Linked DNA regions of Homo sapiens: region 2 is linked to region 1. Evidence: read pairs that join two places in POLR2A ChIA-PET (ENCODE). Cell type or tissue: OCI-LY7. All regions are shown on one strand. Links, peaks and the distances in the headings refer to the core of each region. The heading gives the core; the rest is flanking DNA. Region 1 has its middle 18 kb from the start of LINC02909. Region 2 overlaps IRAG2 (inositol 1,4,5-triphosphate receptor associated 2).

Evidence for each region. Peaks named below come from ENCODE experiments on the same cell type or tissue, not always from the same donor. Only the 100,000 strongest peaks of a DNase experiment are listed, where the experiment ranks them.
Region 2: POLR2A ChIA-PET joins it to region 1 with 5 read pairs; 7 of 35 experiments call an interaction of 5 or more read pairs at or near these places.

The regions. Positions count from the first base shown.
Region 1 is chr12:25,013,811-25,016,633 of GRCh38, reverse strand. It overlaps a transcript of IRAG2 not described here. Among named protein-coding and RNA genes, the nearest start is that of LINC02909, 18 kb to the right of the region's middle. In OCI-LY7, for the core only: no CTCF peak of the experiment used is centred there; no DNase peak of the experiment used is centred there; H3K27ac peaks cover 718 bases.
Region 2 is chr12:25,083,505-25,086,327 of GRCh38, reverse strand. The region is part of intron 10 of IRAG2 (inositol 1,4,5-triphosphate receptor associated 2); the gene reads right to left. Among named protein-coding and RNA genes, the nearest start is that of IRAG2, 32 kb to the right of the region's middle. In OCI-LY7, for the core only: no CTCF peak of the experiment used is centred there; no DNase peak of the experiment used is centred there.

The sequences.
Region 1 (2,823 bases), core at 254-2,753:
GCACCACCATGCCCAGCTAATTTTTGTACTTTTAGTAGAGATGGGGTTTCACCATGTTGGCCAGGCTGGTCTTGAACTCCTGATCTCAAGTGATCTGCCCGCTTCAGCCTCCCAAAGTGCTGGGATTACAGGCATGAGCCTCTGTGCCCAGCCTATATTCTTTCAGCGAAGGGATCTCGGCAGGTTTACCTAGGAAACAGTTCCTAGAGTCTTATCATTGTAGTCTGAAGCTCACAATTCAGTACTCATCTTTCCTAATGTTTTGTATAACTTGTCAATGTTTATGAGCATCATTTGCCATGATATCAGTTCACAAATCCTTTAAGATTCTGGACTGTGTGTTTCATGGAGCCCCAGGTCTCTTTTTCTTTTTTGCTATCTTATCCCGGGGCTCAGGTTGAGAACATAGTTCCCACTCCACTTTTCTTTTTTTTTTTTGAGATGGAGTCTCGCTCTGTCGCCCAGGCTAGAGCACAATGGCACGATATCAGCTCACTGCAATCTCCACCTTCCGGGTTCAAGCCATTCTCGTGTCTCAGCCTCCCAAGTAGCTGGGATTATGGGCACGTGCCACCATGCCCGGCTAATTTTTGTATTTTTGGTAGAGACAGCATTTCACCATGTGGGCCAGGCTGGTCTCAAACTTCTGACTTCAAGTGATCCATCCGCCTCGGCCTCCCCAAGTGCTGGGATTACAGGCGTGAGGCACCGCGCCCAGCCCACACCACTTTTCTTTACGGATAAACCTGAAGTGGCAAAGATAAAATAAAGCAGAGGCAGAATCACTCTCCTTAATACCCAAAACTTACACATGTCGTGGAAAACAGCTTTTCTCATTCATGCCTAAAAGATTCTACTAAAGAAGTGCTTTAAAATAATTTCCAAAAGAGTGTAAGGTCAATATCATAACCCTACTTCAGGTGGAACTTTTCCCTACAGAAAGCACAGGAAATTAATGAGGGAGAAGGGTTTCATGAGAGAGCAAGTGATTTTGGATTACTAGTCATACGAGAATTTGTGTTCCTAGTGAAACTGTTTCTAATGCAGGCATTATTAGAATCAGTGAAGAATTTAAAATCAGTTATGCTAGCTCTACTGCAAAAAAAGAGCAAAGTGACTTCATTGTAACTGAAATACGTAGATTTATGAAATAAACAAGAAAAATGAAGTTGAAACACTTGCGAAAGCAGAGTAAGAAGGCTTACAAGACTCCTTTAGATGTTTCTCCTCCCAAAGCCTCGAAGCTCCCCAATGTAGAATCTGTTATATCTGTGCTCATCTTCACTGAAACACATACAAGAGTTTTATGAAAAAAAATCATTTTCTACAAACCGTAAGAAAACAGAACAATCCTGAAGAAACACATACATACTTGTTCCATCTGATTTTATGCCATCCTGTTCACAAACAGAATCATCGATGATGCTGCTTAATCTATGATTCACTCCTTCCCTGTAGCCAAAAAAAAAAAAAAAAAACAAAACCAGTGAGCTAGGATTCTTTGCCTGACCAAGTTTTGTCTTTTTTTTTTTTTTTTTTTTTTTTCAGATTTATGCTCTGTACTTTCCTTTTTAGGTAATTCCTTCTGAGTTAAAAAAATATATATTCATTCAACAACTATTTGGAGCTCAATACTATGCTAGGTACTTAGAGTGATAGAAAATAGTCTGTGTTCCTAGTGAAACTGTTTCTAATGTAGGTGGTACATTAGGCATTACCTCCACCATCCATACACTTTTACCTAATATGAAAAAGAAAACTCACAGGCAGCGTATGATTAGGAGATGTGGGGTCTCGGTGGATTAGGAAATAGACATAGGTTGGACTGGTAAGTGGAGACTTGTGGAGGTTGCAAGATCATGGGGCTTAAGAGATTGAGAAGGAAATACACGAACAATGAATACTTTGGGATACATTGACAGGGATACATTTTCCCTTTCTCATGGAGAATCAAATAGAACCTCGACTAATTTTACTTTGGGCATTTTACTTCTGGAATCTGGGAAACCCTCTGTACAGGCTGTGTAGCACACACACTCTAGCTTGAACTGCAAAATAAACATATTAACATTTCAACCATTTCCTTTCAGAGTCCTATATTATAATTTAAGTTTTGTTACTTAACCTAAGCACCAAATCCTCAAGCTTCTCTCTGGAATAGCCACAAAATTCAACAAATATATGTTTACATCTCATTGTTTGTCATTGTGAGATGTCTGTCACAAGTTGGGGGAATGAAAGAACTCACACAGAGTTCTGACTATTCTCGTGTTCACACCTATCCCCATTTCTGAGTTTCTGCTCTTATCTTCTGTATTTCTAGCGCCCATGATTTTTCCTTTACACTTGTTATAAAAATGTTTTTTCTTTTGTCTTCATGCTGTTTTATAATTATTAATATTTTTATTATACAAACATATATTTTGGAAATATTAAATTCTTAAGAAAACAAAAAATTAGGCCGGGCCTGGTGGCTCACGCCTGTAATCCCAGCACTTTGGGAGGCAGAGGAGGGCAGATCACGAGGTCAGGAGATCGAGACCATCCTGGCTAACACGGTGAAACCCCGTCTCTACTAAAAAATATAAAAAATTAGCTGGGCATGGTGGCAGGAGCCTGTAGTCCCAGCTACTCGGGAGGCTGAGGCAGGAGAATGGCATGAACCCTGGAGGCGGAGCTTGCAGTGAGCCGAGATTGCGCCACTGCACTCCAGCCTGGGCAACAGAGCGAGACTCTGTCTCAAAAAAAAAAAAAAAAAAAAAAAAAAGAAAAAGAAAACAAAAAATTAAAACCATTATGCAAAAATAATCGTTTTGGCATAAA
Region 2 (2,823 bases), core at 24-2,523, 70 kb before region 1:
TTCGGTAGGTTAAGCCATAAGCCTGGGTATCTACCGTTTCCCATACCCGTGACATGTCATCATCCTCTGTGAATTCTACCCCTAAATATTTCTCAAATTTATCTCCTTTTCTCCACCTTCACTAAATTCATACTACCTTCATCTCATCTGAATTATTGCCATAGTATCCTAACCAGTCCCACAACTTCCAATGGCAAATTGATCCATTATTTTAAAAAGTGTCTTTATGTCTATATTTTTTTTGAGATGAGAAGGAATTTTATTCTCTCAGAAGATTCTACTATGAAAGAGTAAAGGACTTGAGTTTTCTTCTGTTCATTTTTTACTAGGAGCAACCATTTTCAGCATATGTGCTAGCCAACACTATATCCTACCTATACAGCTGGCCCTCTGTATTTGTGGGTTTGCATCTATGGATTTAACTAAAAAAAATGTAGTTAGGCCTACAATGGTTGTATCTGTACTGAACACACGCAGATTTCCTTTCTTGTCATTATAACTATTTACATAGCATTTATACTGTATTAGGTATCATAAGCAGTCTAGAGATGATTTAAAGTATATAAGAGGATGTGTTAGTGATATGGGAGGTGGGCAGGGAAGTGCTGGATAGAGAAAGGCGGGGTCCCCAGTGAGGGCTCCACCCTCAGGCCTGTGCCTGCAGACCTAAGTGAGAACAGGCACTCCTGTTTTTGTGTCTGAATGTTGTATTTTCCAAGACCACTCTGGCCTACCATGCCCCTCATCCTGTGCCAACATAAACCCGAGACCTTAGTGGGCACACAACACAAGCAGCTGAAGTGAGCACACAACACTGGCAGACCAGCAGACTGGCAGACTGACAATAGTGGAATGACATGGCAGAGAAAGAGAGAAGAGGGGGGATGTCTGGATGCCAAGGGGAGTTTAGCCTGGGGCAGTTGGAGAAGAGTATGGCCTCTGGGCAGCCTGACTCCAGGGGAATACCCCCTTCCCATTCCATACCACCTTCCCACTCCATCCCCCCTTCTGGCTCCGCATCCATCTTACTGAGAGCCACCTCCACCACTCAGTAAAACCTTGCACTCATCCTTCCAGCTCACGTGTGATCTGATTCTTTTGGGACACTGAGCGACAGCTCAGGATACAGAAAGCTGTCACACTGGCCCTCTGCCCTTGTGATAAGGCTGAGGGTCCATTGAGCTAATTAACACACAAGCTGTCTGCAGATGGCAAATCTGAAAGAGCTTTGTAACACACACTCACTTGGACTTTGGGAATCACAGACACTGACCCCTAGATGCTGCCAGGGGGCAGAGCCCAAAAGCGCTTGCCCTGGCCTCTGCAGCTGCTGGTCTGCATGTTCCCCCTAGGGGCTTGAACTATGGGGTGACTAAGCAGGTGAGACACACCACTGCTGCATGTCCTGCAAGGGGAATCAGGGAACTCTCCCGTTTCATTAGGTTATATGCAAATACTATGCAATTTTTATATAAGAGACTTGAGCATTCTCTGATTTTGGTATCTGTGGGGTTCTTGGAATCAATCGCCTCTGGATAACAAAGGAAACGAATGACATCATGTCATTGTTCCAAATCACAAATCCAATCATTTCACTATCTTTAGAATGAAATGCTGAAAAATTTTCATCTACTTTTTTGCCCCAAGTCTGTGCCATGGCCTCCTCTTAACTTGAGTTAGCTTGCATGGGTCTCTGTTTCTTGCAACCAAATGCTTAACTAGAACAATGCTTGTATATTGAGAAGAAAAAAACAATAATACACACACACACACACACACACACACACCCCTCCATGCATACAACATAGCAAGACATAAGCAAGACATAAGCAAGACCCTTGAAGAATCATGAAATTAGACCTGTAGTTACTCTTTAATGATTATTAATTCATAGAAGTGGAAATGAGTCTTCTCTCTCTCTCTCTTTTTTTTCTTTTTGAGACAGGGTCTTGCTCTGTTGCTCAGGTTGGAGTGCAGTGGCATGCTCATTGCTCACTGCAGCCTCAAACTCCTGGGCTCAAGTGATCTGTCTGCCTTGCCCTCCTATATAACTGAGACAACAGTCAAGCACCACCATACCCGGCAGATTTGTTTTTATATTTTGTAGAAACAGGGTCTCCCTATGTTATCCAGGCTGGCCTTAAACTCTTAGGCTCAAGCAATCCTTCCACCTCGATCTCTCAAAGTGCTGGGATTACAGGCATGAGCCACCACTCTGGGCCTAATGAATTTTCTCTTTAAGGAAGGAATTTAACTCTTTTCTCTAATCATTTCCAGCTCTCCTTATGTTTATAGAGCTTTACCATGCAACTGTAAAACTTTCAATGCCATTAACATGGTACTTCCTCCGTGACATGTTTTCTGGCCTGCCATCTCAAGCATTTTTTCTTTCAAAGCACTAAGCACACTCTAATTATTCAGTGATTATCTGTTTCTTCACCTGATTAGAACATATCGTTAGGATAGATACCACCGTTTTATTCAACTTCATTTATTAATGCATTCATTTATTTAAGCAGTCCTCTACTGAGAAATATTTAGCTTGTTTCCAATTGACTTTTGATGAATAAATGAGTGAGCAAATGAATGAATGAACAATAAATTAAGGTGGAGCTAGGAGATCCTAGTTCTGATCCTGTTGTGTGACTTTAGACAAGTCACAAAAACACTTTGGCCTCAACTACTTTGCCTATAAAATATTAATTAAATTATATGAACGTCATAATATTTTGAAAGGATAAATGAGATAATACTTTTAAGACTACTTTTTAGAGGGATAGTTCTACCATTGTAAGATACCACCACCTTTGTTGTGAACATACG